5 separate regions of the Homo sapiens genome follow, and regions 2, 3, 4 and 5 are each linked to region 1. A link is a loop called in an ENCODE intact Hi-C map of the cell type or tissue named here. Cell type or tissue: mammary epithelial cell. All regions are shown on one strand.

What was found. Peaks named below come from ENCODE experiments on the same cell type or tissue, not always from the same donor. Only the 100,000 strongest peaks of a DNase experiment are listed, where the experiment ranks them.
Region 2: it touches region 1 in a loop (14-fold over the local background); 13 of 110 quality-filtered maps call a loop at or near these places.
Region 3: a loop joins it to region 1, with 10 times the contacts of the local background. A loop is called at or near these places in 5 of 110 quality-filtered maps.
Region 4: a loop joins it to region 1, with 15 times the contacts of the local background. A loop is called at or near these places in 9 of 110 quality-filtered maps.
Region 5: a loop joins it to region 1, with 25 times the contacts of the local background. A loop is called at or near these places in 14 of 110 quality-filtered maps.

What each region holds. Positions count from the first base shown.
Region 1 is chr7:31,131,758-31,136,757 of GRCh38, reverse strand. LOC107986781 (a long non-coding RNA gene) reads right to left here and starts at 2,115. Exons shown (of 3, transcript XR_001745159.1): 1 at 1,915-2,115. RefSeq lists silencers at 2,021-2,120, 2,141-2,190. In mammary epithelial cell, a CTCF peak has its summit at 2,122 (motif pointing left); no DNase peak of the experiment used is centred here.
Region 2 is chr7:32,202,365-32,207,364 of GRCh38, reverse strand. It overlaps a transcript of PDE1C not described here. Among named protein-coding and RNA genes, the nearest start is that of PDE1C, 130 kb to the right of the region's middle. RefSeq lists an enhancer at 1,025-2,224. In mammary epithelial cell, CTCF peaks have their summits at 157 and 2,764; a DNase peak (open chromatin) is centred at 2,834; H3K4me3 peaks cover 455 bases.
Region 3 is chr7:31,371,238-31,376,237 of GRCh38, reverse strand. No RefSeq gene overlaps it. Among named protein-coding and RNA genes, the nearest start is that of NEUROD6, 33 kb to the right of the region's middle. RefSeq lists an enhancer at 4,048-4,667. In mammary epithelial cell, a CTCF peak has its summit at 2,699; no DNase peak of the experiment used is centred here.
Region 4 is chr7:31,441,529-31,446,528 of GRCh38, reverse strand. No RefSeq gene overlaps it. Among named protein-coding and RNA genes, the nearest start is that of ITPRID1, 70 kb to the left of the region's middle. In mammary epithelial cell, a CTCF peak has its summit at 2,966 (motif pointing left); no DNase peak of the experiment used is centred here.
Region 5 is chr7:31,485,797-31,490,796 of GRCh38, reverse strand. No RefSeq gene overlaps it. Among named protein-coding and RNA genes, the nearest start is that of ITPRID1, 26 kb to the left of the region's middle. In mammary epithelial cell, a CTCF peak has its summit at 2,005 (motif pointing right); a DNase peak (open chromatin) is centred at 2,046.

The DNA of each region.
Region 1 (5,000 bases):
TGGCTCCAATATCTCCAGTTACTTCCATTGGCCTGGGGAGAGAGTACAAACTCCCAGGTGCAGCTCTGCACACCACGGTCCCTAGTCACATCTCCCAACCTTCATTCCCATTCTAAGAAAACTTTCAGTTTCTCAAAAAAGCCATGTTCTCTCTGCAGCTTTCTCTATTACAGGGTTTCTCAAGCTTAGCACTACTAATATTTGGAAGTTAATATTTGTTGTGGGGGGACTGTCCTGGGCATCGCCGGATGTTTAGAGCATCCTTGGATTTCCCCACTAGATGTCAGGAGAAAACCCCACTCCTTCCCCAGAGCGTAACAACCAAAAATGTCTATGGATATTGTCAAATGGCTCCTTCCAGGCAGAGTCACTCCCAGCTGAAATCTGCTCTATCAAGAATGCTGTTACCCCTATTTGCCTGGCTAACTTCAACTCATCCTTAAAGTTTCAGCTTGGAAGTCACTGCTGTATCCCCAGTGTGAATACCAGGGCTTGTGTAATTAAATAGATGATCCCAAAACCGGCGCCATTATTCAGTACAAACGGAAAGGGAGGGGTGGGGGCAGACATGAAGTTAGGGAGCATTATGGTAGCAGATTGGAAAAGGCGCTAGACTTATGTAAGAAAACAGGATGACTTTTAGCTTCCAGAAATGATTAGGTTAAAAGGTGACATGAGACCGCCCGGTGGCTCACGCCTGTAATCCCATCAATTTGGGAGGCCGAGGTGGGTGGATTGCCTGAGGTCAGAAGTTCGAGACCAGCCTGGCCAACATAATGAAACCCCGTCTCTACTAAAAACACAAAAATTAGCTGGGTGTAGTGGCGGGCCCTGTCCCAGCTACTCGGGAGGCTGAGGCAGGAGAATTGCTTGAACACGGGAGGCGAAGCTTGCAATGAGCCAAGACCGCACCACTGCACTCCAGCCTGGGTGATGGAGAGAGACTTTGTCTCAGAAAACAAACAAACAAACAAAAAATTCACATCAGTGAGGATGGAACTATAAAAAGAAGAATGGATTGGGATGAGAGAGGGTGGAGAGAAGGAAGAGTTCAATTTTTGTGTTTTATTTGATGTGATTTTATTATTTTTTTTTATTTTTTATTTTATTTGAGACGGAGTCTCACTCTGTCGCCCAGGCTGGAGTGCAGTGGCGCCATCTCGGCTCACTGCAAGCTCCGCCTCCCGGGTTCACACCATTCTCCTGCCTCACCCTCCCGAGTAGCTGAGACTACAGGAGCCCGCCACCACGCCCAGGTAATTTTTTGTATTTTTAGTAGAGACGGGGTTTCACCGTATTAGCCAGGATGTTCTCGATCTCCTGACCTCGTGATCCGCCCGCCTCGGCCTCCCAAAGTGCTGTGATTACAGGCGTGATCCACCGCGCCAGGCCTATTTTATTTATGTTTGAAATGGAGTCTCACTCTGCCGCCCAGGCTGGAGTGCAGTAGCGCGATCTTGGCACACTGCAACCTCTGCTTCCCAGATTCAACCGATTCTCCTGCCTCAGCCTCCTGAGTAGCTGGGATTACAGGTGCCTGTTACCAGGCCAAGCTAATTTCTTTTGTATTTTTAGTAGAGACGGGGTTTCGCCATGTTGGCCAGGCTGATCTTGATCTCTTGACCTCAAGTGATCCACCCGCTTCGGCCTCCCAAAGTGCTGGGTGGCATGAGCCACCGCGCCCAACCAAGAATTCAGTTTTTGAAGTAACAGTGTGAGGGGTCTATTCAACAGCTCAGCGGGGTTGCTTAAGAGAGGCCAGTGCTCATGGCGCGAGAGAGGGAAGCAGTCGCTGTGCCTTTCTTGCCTGGAGTTCGATCTGTGTCCTTAGCGGGCACCTAAGGTTCTTGTGGAACCCACAAACTCCCTTTCTTCCACCGGCACCCCACCATACGAAACACACGGTTTCCCTACCTTTGAAATCACGCAAACACCGCTGCTGGAAGGAATCTAATGTTTAAATGGGATGAGGAAGGGATGAGAAGTGAAGAGCGAAGTGGGAGAGAGAATGACGGTGGCCGAGAGAAGCTGTCTTCAGACCCTGCCTGCCCTCGCCCTGGGCCCGTGGAGCTCAGGAAGGCACTTTAATCCGAACATCTAGTGCCATCTAGTGGCCGATTGTTAGAACTAGAGGAACGGTTTCCTGCGGCCTGGACCAAAGAGGGCAAAAGCCGCCGGGAGGAGAGGAATGAGGGACTTGGGGAAGCAGGAAAGGATACAAGCAGTGATTGGAAAAACAGACATGAGCTCTTCTCTTGGATCCAGGATTCAAACATCCATCTTGGGACAGGGCACATGCACTATACTCAGGCTGTCTGTTGGCGGTCCTTCATCGGCAGCAGCCCCTCTCAGGGAGGCCAGCTGCTCAGAGCCAGATCACTGCCCTGCAATCCTCCCCAGACTCCTAGGCCTCTTTCTTTGCCGGATCATAAGATCCCTCATGCCTGGTTGATGCTGTTCCTTGCTGAAGTTTTTCTCCCAATTATTAGCAGCCTGAATTACCAGTGCTTGTGTATGTTATTTCTTATTTGGAAATCCAACAAGCTTTTAATTAGAGAAGCAACAGGAAGAGATATTAAGCTATATTAATGCGTCTGAAAACCCAGCACAGCTAAAAGAAAAGTAATCTCATAGATAACAGCACTGCTGAAAATTACAGAACAGCTTCCAGTAAATAACTAAATGGAAAGTCCCAGAGAGGGTCAATTGTTGCCGGTTAATATTTGTAGTAAAGTACAGCACTTGATAATGCTGCTGTTTCTTATTCTTACGGGAAGCAAACAACAAGAGTTGGGATTTCCCCTTGAGATCCTAATTCCCAGATCCTGCTACAATGAATTTAATGAAAGTTTATCTTCTAAATACTTCCTTCACCAGTAACTCCTAGAAAGGTCTCTAGGATGCTTTTCTTTCCAAGGAATGTCACAAACATGACCATATCTCAGGTCTGAAGATAAGCACCGAAGCAGATTGTTTGCAAAAATGCCTACGATTATTCCCCTCCTTGTATGCACTCCTTGAATCTGGGCTGCCTTTGACTTACTTTGTCCAATTAAATACCATGGAAGGCACTTGTTAATGCTAAGCCTGGGCTTCAATAAGCTAGCCAAGGCACCAGGACATTTGAGAGAGCTCAGCCAAGATCAACAAAGCCATCTGTAGCCAAGTAGAGGACCCAGAAGGAACCAGAAGAACCCAGCTGTTCCCACCCCAAATGGTCAAATCTTCAGAATCATGAGCTAAGTAAACAACGGTTTTGTTTTTTGTTTGGTTGGTTGGTTGGTTGGTTGTTTTTGTTTTTTTTGAGACAGAGCCTTGCTCTGTCGCCGAGGCTGGAGTGCTGTGGCACGATCTCAGCTCACTGCAACCTCCGCTCCTGGGTTCCAGTGATTCTCCTGCCTCAGCATCTCGAGTAGCTGGCATTACAGGCACCCACCACCATGCCTGGCTAATTTTTATACTTTTAGTAGAGATGTGGTTTCACCACGTTGGCCAAGCTGGTCTCGAACTCCTGACCTCAAGTGATCTGCTTGCCTCGGCCCAGGATTACAGGAGCAAGCCACGGCGCCCGGCTGATGGTTGTTTTAAGACCCTAACTTTTGAAGTGGTTTGTGATATAGCAATAACTAATAGATATAAGCATTATGACTAAATTGCATCCTAGAAAGTTTATGTTTCCTGACTGCATGGAAAACCATGATACACATTTTCTTAAAAAGGGCATTGGAGGAACTGGCCAAATAGGATTAAGGAGGTTGGGGGCCTCCTCATGTTGCTGATCAGGGAAGTCTCTGGATTTCCCTTTGGAGTCATCCGAAGTAACCCTGGCTATAAGAAAATCTATTCAATCATTAGCAGATTCTAGTTAAGCAGATAGATGAAATTTTAATAAGGTATAATTCTGGTTGTTACCATACTTACCTAAATTCCTCATTTATTTCATGCCTAATTTATTGTAACAGCTAATTTCTCTTACCCTAGATTTATTTCTACTTCAATTTAAATTGTTGTCTACAATCAAACCAATTTTTATCCTAATGTCTCTTTTAATATGTTGATCCCCTGCTCAAAATTCTTCAATATCTCCCTATTTCCTGCCACACAAAAATAGTCCCTGAAAACAAAATTAGCAAAATTAATTAATTAAAAGTTAATAAATTAGACAAAAATTTTAAAAGTCTTTTCTTCTAAAAATACAGTTAAGACAATGAAGACAAGCAACAAACTGGGGGAAGATATTTGTAAATCACATATCTGATGAAGGTCTTGTATAAATAATATGGATTTTAAAAACTCTCACAATTCAATAAGAAATCAAATTAGCCAACTTTTAGAAAAACTGGAAAAAGACATGAACAGATATTTAGCCAAAAAGATATGAGTAGCAAATAAACACATAAAAAGATATTCATCAGCATAATTAGAGAAGTGCAGATCAAAACTATAATTAGATCTTGCTGCACGCCTATTAGAATAGCTGAATAGCTTTTTTTTTTTTTTTTTTTTTTTGAGACGGAGTTTCACTCTTGTTGCCCAGACTGGAGTGCAATGGCGTGACTTTGGCTCACTGCAACCTCAGCCTCTGGGGTTCAAGTGACTTTTTTGCCTCTGTAACCTCTGCCTCTGTGGTTCAAGGGATTCTTTTGCCTCAGCCTCACGAGTAGCTGGGATTACAGGCGCCTGCCACCACACCCAGCTAATTTTTTGTATTTTTAGTAGAGACGGCGTTTCACCATGTTTGGCTAGGCTGGTCTCGAACCTGCCTTGGCCTCCCAAAGTGCTGGGATTACAGGCATGAGCCACCGTGCCTGGCCAGAATAGCTTTTTAAAAGCTAACAACATAGAGCGCTGATGAGGATGTAGAGCAGCTGGAACTCTGTTATATTTCAGGTGGATATGCAAAATGGTACAACCACTTTGGAAAATGGTTTGACAATTTCTTACAGGGGATAGGGAGAATTACTACATAAACTTCAGCAAATTCACTCCTTGAAATTGTA
Region 2 (5,000 bases), 1.1 Mb before region 1:
TTTTTTTTTGAGACTGGAAGATGAAGTACTGCAACATTCTCTAATTTTTGCGTCCAACAAGACAGCCTTGACAGTGTGCGTTGCCCAGTACGGAATCAGGCACGACGGGGATTGGCGGGGGCGGGTGGCCAGAGCCTGTGCTGTGATGGCTGGACCCTCTAGAGGTCAGCAGAGATCTGGGAGTGGGGACTTGGGAAGGGCTGCTTCTGGTGGTGGATGCTGTGGAGTTAGTCCTGTGAGACTCTGGATCTACCAGGCCCCTTCACCACCCCTGCCCCATCATTGCAGGCTCAAGCAGTGGCTTCCAATCAACCTGACTTCAGTTAGAGCATCTGCCTAGCAACTGTGGGCACATACAGTAACATGGGGAAGTCATTCTCCTAGAAGTGAGGGTTAGGGAAGAGGGAAGGGAACTCAAAGGAAGCAGAGAGGATCTCTTCCCCTCACAAATGCTGGGAGAATGACAGTGTCCAGGACAGTGAAGAGTTGAGACTGACCTTGACTTGAGTGCGCTGTGTGAATGCAGGCACACCAGCTTCCAACCAGCAGATGGTTTGAGAATGGCATCTATCACAAGGCCAGCTGTCCTGGGGCGAGAGCCACCGGGTGTGGGCACTGCCATGCTCTGCAGTGGGCAGGGTGAGCTAGAAGAATACCTCATGTGGGTACTGCATGGTGGGCACCTCACATGGGTGCCGCATGGAAAGTACCCCATGTGGGTACCGCATCGTAGCCACAAGGGCAGTGTGGGGAACAGCTGATCTCCCCTGCTCAGGTCCAGGCCTCAACTTGGTGAGGAGCTCCTGGAACCCACTGTGGCTCCTGACATTGGGGACTTCTGGGATGAAGTCAGCTGGCTGTGGGGTCCCTTTCTAGTCCTGCTCTCTGGGATGCTGGTGAAGCTGCCCTCCAGTGCCAGGCCCTAAAAACCCTCCTCTCTAGACATGTCTGTTTTATGCAACTGTCGGTCTCTATTAGACAGTCAGCTCCTTGAGCCCATGGGCCGTGTCTGGTTGACTGCACCTGACCTAGAGAAAAACGCTGATTGAAGACTGCATAAACTGGCCCCTTTCTGCTCCTTTCCCCCTGCTCCTCTGCATCCTAATCAGTGAGCCGTCCCATTATCAGCATACACAATCCCCAAATCCCCCCAGAATATATCCTCAAAGGTCTCCTACATGCTAGTGGGAGAGTCCCCAGCAGCCACCATGTAAGCTCTGGGGGTCAAGCCGGGGTTTGAATTCTGTGTCCAGAATTATGAATTCTGTGCCGCGTTGAGCAGGTAACCTTACCCCTCTAAAAACACATTTTCCACACCTTGATCCTAGAACAGTACTGCGTCTAGAATCGGTTTCTTCTGGTGGGTTCTTGGTCTCGCTGACTTCAAAAATGAAAACATGGACCCACCTGGTGAGTGTTACAGTTCTTACAGATGGTGTGTCCATAGTTTGTTCCTTAAGATTTTCAGATGTGTCCGGAGTTTCTTCATTCTGATGGGTTCACGATCTTAATGACTCCAGGGGTGAAGCTGCAGACCTTGGCAATGACTGTTACAGCTCTTAAAGGTGGCATGTCTGGAGTTGTTTTCCTTGGGGTTGCTTCATGGTCTCGCTGGCTTCAGGAGTGAAACTGCAGAATGAGTGTTACAGCTCATAAAGGTAGTGCAGACCTAAAAAGCCAGCAGCAGGAAAATTCATTGCAAAGGGGGAAGGAACAAAGCTTCTGCAGGGCACAAGCAGACCCAAACGGGTTGGCTGGGGGGTTGGCCTGCTTTTATTCTCTTTTTTGGCTCCACCCACATCCTGCTGATTGGTCCATTTTACAGAGTGCTGATTGGTCCGTTTTACAGAGTGCTGATTGGTCCATTTTACAGAGTGCTGATTGGTCCGTTTTTACAGAGTGCTGATTGGTGCATTTACAAACCTTTAGCCAGACACAGAGCACTGATTGGTGCATTTACAATCCTTTAGCTAGATAGAAAGGTTCTCCAAGTCCTCACCCAACCCAGAAGCCCAGCCAGATTCACCTCAATGCTAGAGCTTATTTCCAAGTTGTTGTGGATGATCACATGCAAGGGTGAATGTTAAAATACTTGAAAACATGTGACGTGGTCACTGAACATCAGAACAGATGCTGGTCATGGACTATGTGAAGGACTAGAGTCCAGGAGACCCCTGACAGGACAGACATGGACCCTTTAATTGCTGGATGAAGCTGGGGCAGCAGAGGTGGATATTGGCCCTGATAACCTGGAATTCATTATATGAAGCACAGGGACTGTATACCACAAGCGCTCAATAAGTGTGGCTGGTTGTTATTACCTTGAGTTTTCAGCCTTCCTCCCCTCTCTTCTTCCCTTTTTTCTTTAATTTCATATATACTTATTGAAGACTTTTCTGTTCTTCTGTGAGCCATGGAGATAACACAGATGAGTTGGTTTGTCTTCAAAGGGTTTGCAGTCTAATTAGGGAGACAGAAGTGACTACTACAATACAGCATGTGGAAGGAAATGCTAGCAATTGGTAGGAGGAGCTGGGAGAGTCAGAACGGGGACGCTTCAGCCAGCCTGGTGTGGAGGTGAATTCAAGGGAGTCCTCCTGGAGAAAGTGAGCATTAGCTGAGGCTTGAGGGTCTGAATGGGGATAATAGGTAAAAAAGGTAACTTCTAATCTTCATTGGAAAAAACTCCAAATACCACATGTAAGGGAATGAAGGCCACATGTAGTGTTCAGACGTGGCCACATGTAGTGTTCAGACGTGGCCACAGTGTGGCAGAAAAAGCCCAGATTTTGGTGGCATCCCTCTCCTCTAGAGGACGTAAAAGACGCTGCATTCAGTGCATTGGACAGAGCTTCTGTCAGGAGTCCAGGGCATTGGAGGAGCCCGAGCGAGGGAGACAGTGCCCACAGAGCTCTTGTGGCTGGGCAGCTGTATGCTGGAGTTCTGGTTGCTTTCCTGAGGGAGGACTAATTTCTCCCCCAAGATGAGCAATCGTGGACAAGAAAATACAAAAGTCCTCCCTTATCTGCGGTTTCACTTTCCCAGTTTTGTTACTTGTGGCTAATAGCGGTCTGAAGATATGAAATGGAAAATTCCAGGAATAAACAATTCACAAGTTTTGATTTGAGTGCTGCTCTGAATAGCGAGATGAAATCTCACTCTGCCCCACCCACGATGTTAATCCTCCCTTTGTCCAGTGGATCCATGTGTAGATGCTACCTACACGTTAGTGACTTAGGGGCCCTCTCGTTTATCAGATTGCAGTGCTTGTGTTCAAATCACCCTTATTTTATTTAGTAATTGCCTAAGTGCAATTTCTAAGTGCACTTAGTAAAAAGTGCAAGAGTACTGATGCTGGCAATTTGGATACACCACAGAGAAGCCAGCAAGTGCTTTCTTTAAGTGAAAAGGTGAAAGTTCTTGACTTAATAAAGAAAAAAACTGTATGCCAAGGTTGCTGAGATCCACAGGGAGAGCGAATTTTCTATCTGTGAAACTGTAAAGAAGGAAACAGAAATTCGTGCTAGTTTTGTTGTTGCACTAAAGCTGCAAAAGTTATGGCCACAGGACAGGATAAGTGCTTAGTTAAGATGGAAGTGTTATTAAATTTGCGGAGGGTAGACATGAGCAGAATCGTGTTCTGATTAACAGCAATCATGTTAGGCACCATCCCTGGTTTCAGGCAGTTGTTGGAACGTACCCCCTCGGATAATGGGGGACTACTATAGCGGTATCAAAAGCAATAAGAAAATAGAGATTAATTAAGAATCCAGGTATTTTTGGAAATAGATTTTCCTGTGAAAGAGCTGGAGTACTTAGGGTGGATGGGGGAGTGAAGCAAGGGGCGGCCCTTCGTATTTTTGTGCTGGGTGAATGATCACCTTCCCTCTGCAGAGATGGGAAATGGAAGGCAGAGATGTGCAGTGGGGTGATCGCTGGGGTTGGTTGAAATAGAGGGAGGCAGCACCTATGACATGGTGATGCCATGTATGGAGCCCCAGAGGGAACTCAAAATCATGTCCGAGACAGTGCTAGAGTTCAGCCAGGGAACTTTACTAGATCAGTTGTTATGGCTAGGAGGGTTGGTGACAAAAGAAGGGAGCTTGAACTGGGGATGGATGAAGACAAAAAGAAGAAGAAGAAATATGTGGGAGGAACGACTGAGAAATGCCATGAGTGGGGGACTGTGTGGCTGGTGGCTGGGCTTTCAGTGTTCTCGGGGGCATGTACTACGTTTGAGACAGAACCATATAAGGGATCCAGGACAGATGAGATCACGTACATGTAGGGTGCTATGGCAAGCAAAATAGTCAAACTAATAGAAATGCAGAATTGGATGGTGTTTGCTAGGAGCTGGGTGTGGGGAGGAGCAAACAGGAAGTTGTTGCTCCATGGGTATAAAGTTTCTATTATGTAAGATGAATAAGATGTGGAGACCTGCTGTACAACATAATCCCTGTAGTTAACAATATGGTATTGTTCACGTTAAAATACATTAAGAGGATAGCTCTCATGTTAAGTTTTCATACCACAAAAACCAACCAATCAATCAACCACGCAAGCAACACAAAAGAACACAAGACAGCTGGCTACTAGCTTCTTATCTACACTTATAATCATCCTCTCGAAGCTCCCCCAGTGACCTGTGACACATCCATGTTTCAGAGCCACAGTTAGACCCCAACTTGTGTTGACCCAAAATTTCTCTGCTTGCCCACAAGGGGACTTCACCACCTTATCTTACCCCATTTCTCCACCCCTTTCATCAAACACAGTTGTTATCAGGCAAGCCGATCAGCTTGGTTCAGTCAACAGATGTATTCATTGGGATTTGAAAGATTTCAAGTTAAAGTAGAGTTTACAAATGATCCAGTCCAGTGCTCACCACTCTGTCTAAAGCTCAAATCCCTTGTATGACATCCCTGTCATGGGGTCATGAGCTCTTTGCAGGAGCCCATCCAGCGGAGGAATATTCACTGTGTCCTGGAAAGCATTGGTGG
Region 3 (5,000 bases), 240 kb before region 1:
CCTTGAAAAACATGTCAAATCTTATTGTATTGAATGTCTCTATTAGTTAACTTGGCCACAAGTTACAGCTTAGAAATATTTATGTTCTAGATAGCTGCCAGTCAACTCTCATTCTTCATCATAAAGGGCATCAGACAATTTTAAATGGTGGAAAACCCAAGAATCAGTTACAGAGCATTCGTGTGAGCTTTTAAGATGTATTTATTTATGACACAAGGTCTTGCTCTGTTGCTAAGGTTCACGTATTTATTTTTTTACTGTTTTCTTCTGTCACACAATATGTCCAGGCAAAGGTGCATGTATTTAAATGTGCAGAGATGTGGCGCTCTTAGAATTCTCTTTAAATAAAATAGATAAAACACATAATGAAGACCTGATGCAGGAGGAGTTGAAAATTTATATCACATATTTTTCTTACCAGTACCTAGACTGTTCCCCCACCTCTCCTTTGCCATGCTGTAGTTTGGCCAAATCACCACTTAGAAAGAAGCAGGCTTCTTTTATGTTATTTGTGTTTCTGTTGAGCACATTCAATATTGACTGAGCCATGTACTTGGTCCTAAGGGGTCAGATATGAAAAAGACAAAATCTCTGCCTTTGCTGGGGAAGCCTACCAGGAAGTGCTGAGCAGGTACAGGTGGGGTGGCTGTTTCCAGCTAAGACACAGAGTGTGATGCATTGTGTGTAAATGGACGGTGTTTGGTTAGAACCGCAGAAGTGTGTGGAGACTGAGAGGGCCAAAAAAAGCAGACAGGGCACAGTCATGTGAGGTCCTAAGTCTTATCCTGAAAACATCTGGAACCATTGAAGGATTTGGGGCAGAGGGGTGATATATATGTTCAAATACGCAATTTGGAAGGATCCCTCTCGGAGCAGTGAGGAGTTTGGACTGGAGCAGGGAAAAGACTGGAAGCAGAGAGGCAGGATCACTAGGTACAGAGAAGGTCACAGAAACATAGATGAAAGCTGAGAGGAGGTTGAGCCAAGATAGTGTCTGTGGGTACAGAGGTAAATGGGGGGCACCTTTTGGCCTAGAGAGTGTAACTATTTTTACTCAAAATACCTTTTGCTGGTGGCAAGCACCAAAGGGAAGTAAGCAAGACAGGAGATGGTAAATGATGACCTAATTTTGGTAAATTCTCTGGAAAATCTCACTAGGAATTTGATGCAATTCATCTCAGATAATTTGAGGTATGAATGATCCTAAGTAGAAATGCAGATGTGTGCTTCTAGGTAAAGTCAGGTGCTAATAATTACATTGGTAATTCTTCATTATAATGAGGCTATGTCTGCACCCTGGCCACCACCTCAAAACTTTGCTCTCCTGTTAGGCTCACGACATTTTCCACTGGAGGGGATGTGAGGCCAGTTGTGCTTTGATCTATGTTCACAAGTTCCTCTCCATTTAATACAGATTTCTTCCTTCCTTCCTTCCTTCCTTCCTTCCTTCTTTTTTCTCTCTCTTTTTCTTCTTTCCCTTTCTTCCTTCTTTCCTTGATTCCCTCCTTCCTTTCTTTCTGTCTTTCTTCTAGTTGGGAAAAGTATGTCTTTTGGGAATGCAGTAATAATTATATTAAAAAGATTTTACACACACATAAATGTAATGCTAGCCACACATTCTGTGGCTGTTTGATGTGCTGCTGAAAGTTATCTCCCTGTTGGATTTAATTAATCATCTCAAAAATATCTAGGATCCTGCACCTACACAGGTAAGCACAGAGAAATTCTAAAACGACCTTCATTCTTAGCAGACAGAAGGTTTGCTGAATCACTCCCAAATGATTCCTTGGTAAGGGCCCCTTTCTTCCTCACATTGCTCCTTCTCCTCACACACAGTGGCCCCGGTGGAGGGAGGGGTTCTGTGGCAGTGGAAATGTCTGAGTAGCTACACTCTCCCTGCCCCAGCAAGATGCTGAGTTCTATTAGTCAAAATCTACCCTGTATCAGTCACCATCAGCACTTTCCTTCATATGCTCCTCTCAACTCTGGGAGGAAGACAGTAGCCTTGCCTCGTCTGTGTCCAATGCATTGGCAGGCTATGTATATCTATACATGTATCATTGAGCATGGTGGCCCCGGTGCTTGCATCACAGCCCTTCGACTCACATCTGTTTTCAGTGACAGCTTGTCTGGTTTCAGATTCACCCACCTTAAGTGTGTACCATGTGTCTCCACTTTCTGTTCTGGGGACTTCTCCACTCTGTGGTAAAATGCATCATCCTCAGAGGCAGCCCTTACTCCATATGGGACAGGAGCTGGCAGACAAATGGCCCAGCCTCCCGGAGGCACTCTACCCTGCTGAGGAGGTCTCCCTGGGCTCGAGCCTCTGCCGTGCTCAGCAGCCCCTCCGTGACATACCCGAAGGTCAGCTTCTCCTTATTCTGTGTCACCCTCAACTGGGATCCACAATTTCCAAAGAAACCACTGTATCACGTCCTTGTCTCGGGCTTTGTTTCTGGAGGAACCTCTATTAAAACAAAAGCTATGTCTGGCACCTAGTAGGTCCTCCATGAAAGTAAGTTCTCAGCCCCTTCTTCTTCCCATTGTAGAAATGAGGACACTGAGGCCCAGGGGTTCTGAGTAACTTGTCCAAGACCACACAGCCTGAGACCCACAAAGAAGTCAAATTGAAGGCCTCTTTCTGGTGGTTTCTATCTCAAAAGCTGCCTTTTGCTCTGTCCTGAACAAACCAATGAGGACCCCTAGTGGCATGAACAGAATGGACATGCAGGAACTGCAGATAGTGCCTTTGACCAGCCTGACCCCGATTCTGGGAGAAGTCTAGCCTTGCAAGTCAGCAACAGGCTCCTAATTAGGCTCCCTCCCGGGTGGTGCTGAAACCATGGGGGCTGTCCCATCAGATGATATTTCTCTTTCTTGTAGAGGAAAGAAGAGCATCTTATTCCTAGGTTTTCAGGGAGGCTCTCTCTCTGGATGTCAAAGCTCCCTTTGCTGGTTTGGACAATGTCTAGCCTCTCCGGCATCAGACAATTGCTTTGTCAATTCCTGAAGTGAGGGAGATCCCTGTCTACCTGATGGAGCATCAGCAAGGGGCAGGGAACAGGTCTACATCAAAACAGCGTTCAGACAATAGGGCATTAGCTGAGGACCAAACTGCCTTGTGTTGGGGCATCCTCCCACCAGGGTGGGCACAGAAACCCACAGGCCTCCCAGAGTGCAGTGCATTTGCAGAAACTCTGCTCCTTTCAGAAACCTTTGCAGCCCACAAGCATTCATTCAAGAGATGTTTGATGGGTGTCTTTGTCTTCGACATGCTCACACCTTTCAGCCCCCACGATGTCAACCATATGCTCCTAATGAGCAACCCGTGTTTATTATAACAGGGTCTCTTTATCGTGCATGCCCTGTAGCCAACTGTGTCACACTCTCTTCTAAGAAGCTTGGGTATGTGGAGTCATTGTTCTGGGCAGGCTGGATCAAGAGCTACCGGAGGTTGTGCAGTGTCGAGGAAACAGATGGAACAGATGGGGACGCTGTGGCAGAGCACAAACCCAAGAGAAGAGCCAACGGGTGCTGGACCAGCCGCACAGGGTGTAGGAGTGAGAAGGAGGCAGAATTTGGCTTTACTCATCTTTTTTCCCAGCTGGTGAATCCACCTTCTTCTCCTTTACCTGCTTCCTACCTAAGGTATAATTCATGTGTTAGAAGTCCAGGCTCCCCTAAATGCAGGGCAATCCCCCAATTCCTCCTCCTCTAGGACCGCCTGCTTAGAAGAAAGACAGCTTACAGACGTATAACTTGGGGGAAGCATAAAACAAAATAAGCTAAGTACAAAGGGCAGATATGAAACAGATTTTTTTCAAGGCTCCAACTGTGGTAGATATTATAAGCAGAACAGATTTCATATGGAAGACATTGACAAGGAATAAACATAGCACCCAAAGCTAGCGTTTTCAAGGATTTGCTTCTTTGAACATAAGGGCTTTTTAAAAAATCACATTTTTATCAAACAATGAGCAGCAAAATCTCTCCCCCAAAATGGCAAAGGCAGATCAAACCTAGGTATGGGTTACCTGTATTTGCAGGAACTGTTTCAAAAATCCCATTTCAATTTGCTATGAAAGCATGCGTTGCCCTGGCTTTCTAATCTATGTTGAAAGCTCAAAGGTTAAAGAGACTTGGCTGAATTTGTCTTAAGATATAGCCTTTGTTCTGATTCAATCATTTATTTGAATTTAATATTTTAAAGGACACTTCAAACAGACTTCACAATGCACTGTTACCATCCGGGCCATATTTATTGTTTAATATTTAACTGGGGAGATTTGTCAAAACCCTTAAGAATTAATGGTTGCAAACTTGTGGAGTTAAAAGGCTTGTGGAGGAAACCATTTGCTAACAACAGGGAGACAATGGCCCTGCAGGCTGGGCCACCAGAAGGCAAATACACATTTGGGGGTCTAGTGGCCTGGTGAGCCCAGCTACCCAGACAGCAGGAAGTGCAATTGCCTTTAAATAAATATTCTAATGTGTTTAACTTCTGAACTATAAAGCTCAGCTTGCGCCTTAAGAAGAGAGGTGAAGGTGAGAGCAAAACAAACTGTTATTCCATGCCTTCTACAAACACACACAAGAGAGTCCCAGGGCTCAGAAATGAACCAACTGCATTGAAATGCACCTCTGACTAAACGATCTTAAGACCTGGAGAAAAACATTTTTGATCATCAGGATCCATGGATGTTGTCTATATTTTTATGATATCAAACATCAAGAAGAAAATGAGAAACCTAAATATCTATATATAGGTGAATGGATCATGTTGCAGAGACAACATATCAGGGTGGCTTACTGAATTTGTTCATTCAGATATTTCTGTGTTCTGTAGAGCAACAAAGCTGGGATTTTTCATAGCTCTTTATGTCCTTCACAGTGTGGTCCAATCATTTCAGTTAAGTGTCCCAACTATGCCGATTCCTACGAAAATAAAAATGGGTGATAATCTGTTCACTAAAGCCGAGAAATGTTATAGAATATTTTAC
Region 4 (5,000 bases), 310 kb before region 1:
TGGCCTGGAATGCACTGTTCAGAACAGCACTCAGAAACTCTCAATATGCTGTATCTAAGTTGCTTTATCACCTGTTCTCTTTTATGTATTCAAATCTGCAGACACATGAAAATGTTCTCTTTCTCTCCTGTCCTCATAATTTTGGTGTAATGCTCTAGTGCCTTCCCCACCCGATCTGAATGGCGAGCCTCTCTTCACCTTCCATAGCAATTCTAACATGAGCTCTCAGATGCAGCTTCTTGCGGGGACTTTCTCCTCTCCTCCCACTGCCTCTTGTTTCTACCACCATCAAATTAGTCATCCAAGTATATTGTAATTAACTGTTTGCATGTCTACCTCACTCACTCATAAAGAGATCCTAGAATAAGGGTCAGCCAACTTTTTCTGGGCCCTAAATTCTCTGTCACAACTATGCAGCTCTGCTGTTGTAGTGCACAAGCAGCCATAAACAGTACCTTGCCACATGGACATGCCTGCGTTTTAATAAAATTTTATTCATCAGCACTGAAATTTGAATTTTATATGATTTTTACATGCCAATAAATATTATTTTTCCTTTATCTTTTTTCAACTATGTAAATATGTCAAAACCATTCTTAGCTCACGAGCTGTACAAAAACAGACAGTGGGCTGGATTTGGCTCACATGTCATAATTTCTCAGCCCTTGTTCCAGAAATCTGAGATCAGGCCTCTTCCGCTTTGCATCTGTTTTGCCCGTCCAAGTGCCTGACACATAGTATGTGTTTATCAAACTTTATTTGAATAAATTAATGAAGAAACGAGAAGGGGCAACAGGAGTAAATAAGTATGTCTGCTCTCTCTATGCACAAGATATAGGGCCCAAAATGTTCAGCCTGTTGAGTTACTAGAATATAAACAAAGTATACACACAGCCTAGGACCAGCGTCCTCTAGGATTCTCTTCTCAGTGGGGCCACCAAAATCACTGAAACAGGTCAGAATCAGGTTAGCATCCCCAAAGGAGTCAAAACAAGAAGGCAGTGCCTAGACGTGGAGCTTAGCTGGATGGAAAAGGAGGAAAGTTCATGGGGTCCATGAGCGGACTCAGAGCAGCCCTATCGCAGGATTAAGCCTGGGAGGTTAATATGATGCATCGGTAGCTGTCACGGCCTTTATTTCTCTCCTACAGCTGCAGACAGTGGTGTCCCGAGTCCTTGAGAGAACAGCTTGGGAAATGAGGCTTATGTGAGATGACAGGAAGAGTCATTGCGGCAGAGGGATGGGACAGAGCAAGAAAAATTGTGAGATGGCTGACATGGTGCCAGGTTGGAGGGAATTTTATAAACCAGGCAGAGGGTGTTAGACATGAAATATTATCAGAGAGGCAGAGCCATGAGAGTTTTTTTATTGGGGTGAAGACATGATTGAAGAAAAGTTTTGTTGCCACTTATAGGATTGGAGGGGACAGAAGTAAAAAAAAAAAAAAAAACCTAGAAGTTTCTTAAATAAATTCAGGTGTGACATGATAAATGTTGGCAAGGGAAATGAGAAAAAAAGGGTGACTTTAAGAGAGACTTCAAAGGAACAATCTTTACGACTGTGCATAGCCTCAGTAGGTAGAGAAATGTAAACCAAAGCTGATACCAAGATTATATGCTTAGCTGACTGAAAAATGCACCATTTCTGGCCAGGCACGGTGACTCACACCTGTAACCCCAGCACTTTGGGAAGCCAAGGCGGGTGGATCATCTGAGGTCAGGAGTTTAAGACCAGCCTGGGCAACATGGTGAAACTCGTCTCTACTAATAATACAAAAATTAGCCCAGTGTGGTGGCGCGTGCCTGTAATCCCAGCTACTCGGGAGGGTGAGGTATGAGAATCGCTCAAACCCAGGAGGCAGAGGTTGCAGTGTGCCGAGATCGCACCATTGCACTCCAGCCTGGACATCAGAGCAAGACTTCATCTCAAAAAAATAAAAAGAAAAATGTGTCATTTCTTTCTCAAAAGAGACAGAGGGTAGAGAAGGAAAAGGAAACAAATGTGAGACTCAGGTTTTACCTTTTGCCAGTACAGTTTGAGATGGTCATGATACATTCAAATAGTTATGTCTATCAGGCTGAAAGTTAGAACTTGAATGGAGAGAGGTTTACTGGTATGCTGATAAATGTTTAACAACTGGCTCTCCAGGAAGGAAAGCACCCTGGTTTATATCATTTGCCAATTCTGCGGCGTAAATGCTTCCACCATGGCTGATTTTATGCTGCCAACCTGAAGTCACTGAATGCAGAGTTGGGAAGAACTGCCTGTGGGGACTGATGGGAGGTGACCCCAGAACAGCACTGGAAGATGACAGGGATGGAGACTTGAAAATCAAAGAAAACATAAAGTCAAGTCCTGCATTTTACGATGATGAAACTGAGACTGGAAATGGGACAGAGAAGAGAGCTGAACTCTTGAAAGCAGTAGGATGGTTTAGAGGCAGAAGACCAAAGTGTCAGAGATTTAGCCTTTATCTCTATACACAGAGCTTGGTGCTGCTGCAAAAACAATTCATTTGAAGATCAGGAAGATTATGATATTTAAGGTAAGAGAAATATAATTCCCAATGATTATCAGTAGATAGAAGAAAGATAATGCTCAGAGGGTTGGTTGCAATTTTCTATTCTACCTAAGTTCTGATTGGCCTATTGTCTGTCATCCTTAGCTGCTAGCACAAATTACTTCAGGTACTAATTTTCTGAGCTTGTATGCACATTCTGTTTGGCTTATTTCTGCAACAGGTCAAAAGAAGGAAATGAGCCTGTGTGTTCTTATCTAGGCATTCTCAGAGAAGGCTACAAACCCATTACCTCTCACATCCATTCAGAGCACTGTGACACCAGGAGCATGGTGAGAGCTCATCTGTTGTCTTTGGGGATCTTAGGGATCTTTTCTTACTTCCTCATCATGACTCCTAAAACCTTATTCTAAAGAGCCTGCCTTGGGAACACTTGCAGCTTTTACTGCCCCCTAGTGGATATCACACATTACTTCATCCTTCACGGCTTTTATCTGCTGAGAGGGATTAGAGATCTCATCAAGCTCTAGGGTTCAAGGAAAGCCCAATAAATAGCTTTCTCCTGATAACTTAAACTTCAATAATGCGACGGTTCTCAATAATCTTAGCACTCTGAGTATGCCCAGCATTCCTTTTAGGGAAATACAGGTTCATTCAACTTCGTGTGTGACACTAGATTGTCCCCCAAAAGTCTCATTTAAATGTTGTTTTAGCCTCGTTTCTTATTCTAAAGCTTTTTAATCAATTGAGAGCATCTGAGAACTTGACTTTAAGAAGGAGGAGGATCTCTTGTTCTATGAGTATTCTATGGGTTTCTTTCCATTTTGTGGAAATAAAAATAATCACAATTTTCTCTTTAAGCTTTTGACCTTTGTGAGATTAGACCCTGTAGTCCATTAAGAGATCTCAGACACCAAAGTTGATATGGCCTTCAGAAACTTAAAAAGCCATATTAAAATTTTAAGTGTACAAAGACTACATTGTTCACCGGGCCCTCTTTGACCTTGCTAAGAAAATGTTTATAGGGAAACATCTGCAGTCTTGTGTGCAAATACTTAGGAGCGTAAATCAAATCTACAGATAACGTCTTTGAAACCCACTTGTAACTCACTCATTCTTTATTATTGGGTGTTCCTCTCAATTGCTCAATCAGCAGAGTCAATTTACTAGTTACAACTATGATTTTACTTTACTTATGCAATCGGAATTAAATTGGCCTTTTGACTATGACTGTAAGGCTTATTTTATCATACACAAAATACCCATCCTCACATCATCCCACCCCCAACACACACACACATATCTACAAAAGCTTTAAAGGGGAATATAGCCCTTTTCTGAAGGTTTTCTTAGAGATGGGTAGGATGTCAAGGAAGGGATTATACCACACTTTAAATAAAAACCATCTTAACTGCATAGCAGGGTTTCCAGTCTCCTTTCATTCTCAAACTTCCCCTGTCCCTCCGTCTCCTCTCTGCTCTCTCATGTTGGTCCTTCTGGCCTCCTCTCTGTTTCTTTCCCTCTCTGCCCATCGTTCTTGCTAAGGTGATCAATCTGGTCTGTTCTTGGATCCTCTCAAAACCTTATTCATACAAAGCCCATTTGAGAGAAAATGTACTAAATATTTTCACTTTAACTTTTTGTCCTACGATAAAAAAAACTTCTTTGTGATGATTATTGTGCAAACACGAAAGTTTGCCCTTGGACCAAATTACTGATGTCATCCACATGGAAGTGGCAAATGCTGATGCTTCTGCTCCTCCTTATTTCTTCTCCTCCATACAACGTGTCTCTAGACATTCCTCCGGGAGCCAGCAGAGTGGAATCACTGCATTATCTGTGGGCTCTTGTACACAGGCCACTTGGGTGTCTACACTGAGGATAGTCCTGATCTCACTGGAACTTAGACAGGAAGGAATGCTTCTTTTCAAATTGTTCCTAATACCACTACTCTCTTTCCTCTAAATGAAGACAGCTGTACTAGTGTATTTTCATTTATGGGCCGTGACCCACTGGGAGATCATAAAATCAACTTAGTGGGTCACATTGGGAGTTTTTAAAAAATGAAATATAATAGAAGAAAATATCAGGGTGCATCACCTAGGAAGGGTGACTACCGTTTTATGCAACTTTTCAGTCTTATCTAATGCATAGCATATCTCCTACTGTGACCTGGAAGTCAAACATATCTGAAAGTTTGAAAGACACTTTTTCCAGATTTTTTTTTTATGTGAAAGTTCAAAAATTGTCTCCAAGTAGACGTGGGTGGGGGAAATTAGGCATTGTCCTGATCTGTCCCTCGTGTGCCTTGTATCAAAGTAAAGTGTCCCACTGGGTCTTTAAGGGAGACAGTTCTCAAATATTCTCCCGGCAGGCTTTCAGAGGGTGTTCCGCTGGGATAGCTGTCATTACAAAACTTTTCTTTTCTGCATCCCACAGGCCTCTCCCTTTAAATCCCGCTTCATATAGAGTCCAGTTCTGT
Region 5 (5,000 bases), 350 kb before region 1:
CATTTGGTCATAAAAGCAACAACTGAAATTGCCCTGTACATCCATAAGAATGCACCCTAGCATGTGTGTATATGTGTGCACTTGTACATCTATGAAGAGACAATACATATGTCCTATCCCAGGGACCTCATAGAATCTGTGGAGAATACCAACTTACAGTCTTCCAATTCCTTAACTGCTGCTCTGATAAAGGCCATCTCAAAAAATTGAGAGACAGTCAAATTCAGTTTCCCAGTAGTAGAAGTTTCTGACAAACATGCTTTGGAAAACATGGACTTTTCTTCAGCATATTTAAAATATGTCAGGGAAGATGAAGTCCCAGGCAATGTGGGAATATGGGAAAGGGTGATCCCTGGAGGTCGTGAGGAGACTGGGAAGCTGCATTTTTAACATGTTTTTAATTACAGATCACAGAACCTGAACTCAAACAGGCTTAAGCAAAACAGTAAGTAATATGGACTTATCAGAAGGTTTCTGGCGTAATGCACGGAATGAAGGAAGCAGGGCAGCATCCCAGGGCCAGAGCCTGGGACGGGAAACTCACCACCATTCCAGCTTTCCATCCATCCAACCTTTCTATCAGCCAGCCTGTTGTTTATTTCATTCTCTCCCAGTGTGTACACATTTTCTCCTTGAGGCAGGGAATCTGGCCGCAGGGAGTTTGGGGTCCAATTACGAAAGAGGCATCATCTTTCCTGTTGGTTCCGGTTAGAGTAAACCTCAGGGAAGTAATCTGATGCGTTCAACTTGGGTCCCAGTTTCTTCTGTTGACCCATCACTAAGTCCAAGCCATGACTGCCCAGCCTGGGTTCCCCAGGGACAGAGATCAGTCAGCACACAAAAAAGCGACAATGTGAGAGAAGCAGTCACAAAGGATGGTGGTGGAAGTGCACAGCAGACATAAAAACAAGTGTCCAGGCCAGATGCAGTGTCTCACACCTGTAATCCCAGCACTTTGGGAGGCCAAGGCAGGCAGATCACCCGAGGTCAGGAGTTCAAGACCAGCCTTGCCAACATGGTAAAACCCCATCTCTACTAAAAATACATAAATTAGCTGGGCATGGTGGCACATGCCTGTAGTCCCAGCTACTTGGGACGCTGAGGCAGGATAATCACTTGAACACGGGAGGCAGAGGTTGCAGTGAGCTGAGATCGCACCACTGCACTCCAGCCTGGGCCACAGAGTGAGATTCCATCTCAAACAACAACAACAACAAAAAAACCAAGTGTCCACCATGGCAGCTAAAGGAGGCATCTCTGGCAGAGTGGGATTGTGCTAATCACACTCAATATCCCAAATCATATACAATTCAAATATGGTGCACATGTTTTGAAGTAGGGAGCATACGTCTCACCGTGGCTTACAGATGCTGCATGATGTGGCATGCTACCTCGTCAATCTTGCATGGCATGTTCCCCTCTGCCTAATGACACTGCTCTCCATTCAGGTCCTGGACCACACACAGCAGGCTCTTTCCCTCCTAGGACTTTAATGCATTTCATTTCTTCTGCCTATCAGGGTTTCTCACTTGTTATTTGAATTGTTAAGACCTTGTCATCCTTTAGGGATGGTGTCCTCAGGAAGGGCTTTCCTGAACACCCGATTTAAGTAAACCTTATTCTCTTCTTGTTTATCAGAACACTTAGTTTAGTTTTCCTAACACTTCACAAGTTTGATACATTTATTTGTTTGCTTAATTGTTCATTTTGCCCTTTCCACTAGACTGTAAGCTCCTTAAGGGTAGGTACCCTGTCAGATTTCATGGATCGCTACTCCCAGCATCTGAGAATGTGCCCTACCCATAGTAGAGGCTCGATAAGTATTTGTTGAATTAATAGATAGACAGATGAATTCATTGTCCAGATGAATGCAGCAGCAAGTGAGAAAGAAAAAGCAAAAATGAAACCGCCCCCGCAAAAAAGTTAAGTGGGGTATACCGAGTGGATGGGCCAGGAGGGCCTGCTGCAGGACTCGCACAGGGCTGCTGCGCCCCCGAACACCAGGGGGCGCCATTGACATGGACTACAATGATACCCGGGCTCCTTGGAGTTAGTATGTCCAGCCCACATCCTTTCACGGTTCGGTACATCTCAGTTAGAAACAAATGAATCAATCCTAGAAAACCACAGAGCTTCGGGGTTGCGTTGAATTTCAGAGCAGTGCTTCCTAAGCCATCTGTGATGAAGGAACATTTTTGTAAAATTATTTCTAATCCATTGCTCACCAAAACTCTTGTAAACTGCGATACTAAAAAGAAATTGCTTAAAAAAAGGAAATAACAGAAGACATACAAAATTAAAGCCCAAATTTGCAAATGGGTGGAACACACATAAAATCATTCTGGCCAATTACTATTAAAATATAGAAACACTTTGACCTTCTGTATATTCCAGGCCAACTACAGTTTATAGAGTGCCACTGGTCACTAATGACCAGTAATGTAATGTCAATGAGAAGGGCAGCAAGTGAGGTGAGTCGGGTAAGAGCAGAGTCGGGTCAGATACTGTCTTTATTTACAATTTTAAAATTTTGTTCATCATGGATTTTTTTCACCAATTTTGATTTTTCCAAAAAATATTGTATTAAGATATTTTCTTGATTACTGAATTTTTGGTGCTTCCTTAATTTTTGTGTCCAAGGTAAATCCCTCAGTCACCATTCCCTAGTCCCAGCTGTGGGAAGAGCATAAGATTTTCTATTATACACAGAGAAAATTAGGCTAAAAGAGGTTAATTGCTCAATATCAGTGGATAAGTTTCAGGGGCCTTAACACAGGTCTAACCCCAAATCTATACAGGTTCCATTGCATCATACAACCTCCCATGCTGAGCAAGCGCTATTCATTCATTCATTCACTAGCAGTGCCCCCGAAGATCTACTTTCAGTGTGCAGGACCTGTGTAACTGGGAATGAGTACATCTGGAGCAGTAAGTAATGGGTAAGTGACAGGTGACCTTGAATGTGAAGCTGAGGAATATGGATTTTATCTGGAGTTTGTAGGTTCTAGCTACTGCATTCCAGAAGTGGTAGGTCAGATTTATATTTAGAAAGTTCATTCTGAGAGCAGTAGGGTGAATGAGTAGACTGGAGTGGGCAGAACTAGAGGCAGGTGCCCAAATAAAAGGATACAGTAATCCAGGGGAAAGATGACAAGGGAAGTAAAGATGTTGGCCATATTGGAAAGGACCCTTATCATTGGTATCATGAGGGTTCAAGAGAAGAATGAGAATGAATCACCCCTGCTACCCCCAGGCTGTGCCCGGGCATGCTCATTGTGGTAAGGAAACACAGCATAGGTCTGTTGGAGAAACCAAGCAATATATAACTATGTGTATAGGGGGTGGGGAGGGATAAGAAGGAAAACACAGTAATGAGAATCTGAAGTAAGGAAAACGGGTACAAGGAGACATGGAAATGCAAGAAAATGGTGAAGGAGAGAGCAGAAGGCAGGCAGCATCTGCGTGCTCAAGGACAGGAGGAAGGAGGAAGGCGGGAGTGGGCGGAAACAGCAGTCAGATTCTCAGCAGCACTAAAATTGTCCCTGCCACTTGGCAGGAGGCAGTTCAGACATCGCAGATCCAAGAGCCTTGTCCTTTCCTCATTCATGTAACTGCACAGGGAGCCAATTGGTGAGATTCATGGACCAAAGGATCCCTTGGCAAATATCAGTTCTATCCTCGGTGATGTTTTAAGCCCTCAAAGCTTTGTTTATCAAAGTGATGACAATGACAATGAGTTATTTCTGCTAGAGTAGACTATAAAAAATTTAGTCTGGCTGATAAAAAAGTTTATGAAGTGCAGTTCAAACATATTTATAATATCTCTTAGGAAAAATTAATTTAGAATAAAAATAAATACATAATAGATACTGTGAGTCAATCTTTAGAGACCCAAATGGCACTCTTGATTAATGACCATTTTTCACCCATATTATGCATTTGATTCTTTCAACAGTATTATAAAATAGAAAGGGCAGGGATTATTACTTCCATTTTGTGGAAATGAAAACTGATGCCTAGCAGGGTGCAGAGATTTGCCCAAGGTTACACATATGCAAGGTGGCAGAACTGGCCCTAGGACCTGGCTGTCTTGACCAGAGCATTTCTTCCACTAATTTCCAGGATTCCACCCAAAGCAGCCTGAGTTTGTGGCTTTCTGGGAAGTGCATCATGATGATCATTCATTATCCTCTCCCGAGGATCTGCTGAGTAATAGTTTTTAAAGGATCACATTGCTCCCAGGGAGGCAGCTGCAGAACCATGGACTCACAGTCAAAAGGCTTAGATGCTCCCACACTGTAACTTACCATCCCTATGGCTTAGGGCAAGACACTAAACCCTGGACTCTCAGTTTTCTTCTCTGCAAAAGAGTGGCAGTTGTCCCTATCTCATTAGGTTGTTATAAAGTGCTATTTTCCATCATAATAGCAAATAGGGGACAAAGCGGTGGAACAAAGGACCCAGCAAATATGATTGGGGGAAAAAAAAGCGAGAAACCCAGCATATTTAGGGCCCCCAGGGAGAGGCAGACCACCCTAGGTGTATGAGTGGGGAAGGAGGCACTCAGAAATATGGTTTGGAATGAGCATGAGTCTTGTGATCATCTGGAGGACAGAAGGAAAGCATACTTCCTGAGTACCTACTGTGTGCAGGGACTGTGCTAGACACTTTCGAGTACATTTTTTTAAAAAAGTATTTATTTCAATAGGATTTTAGGGAGCAGGTGGTGTTTGGTTCCATGAATAAGTTCTTTAGTGGTGATTTCTGGGATTTTGGTGTACCCATCACTCAAGCAGTGTACACTGTACCCAATATGCAGTCTTTTATCTCTCACCCCCTCCCACCCTTCCCCCAGTCCCCAAAATCCAATGTATTATTCTTATGTCTTTTTGTCCTCATAGCTTAGCTCCCACTTATGAGTGAGAGCTTACGATGTTTAATTTTTCATTCCTGAGTTACTTCACTTCGAATAATGGTCTCCAATTCCATCAAAATTGCTG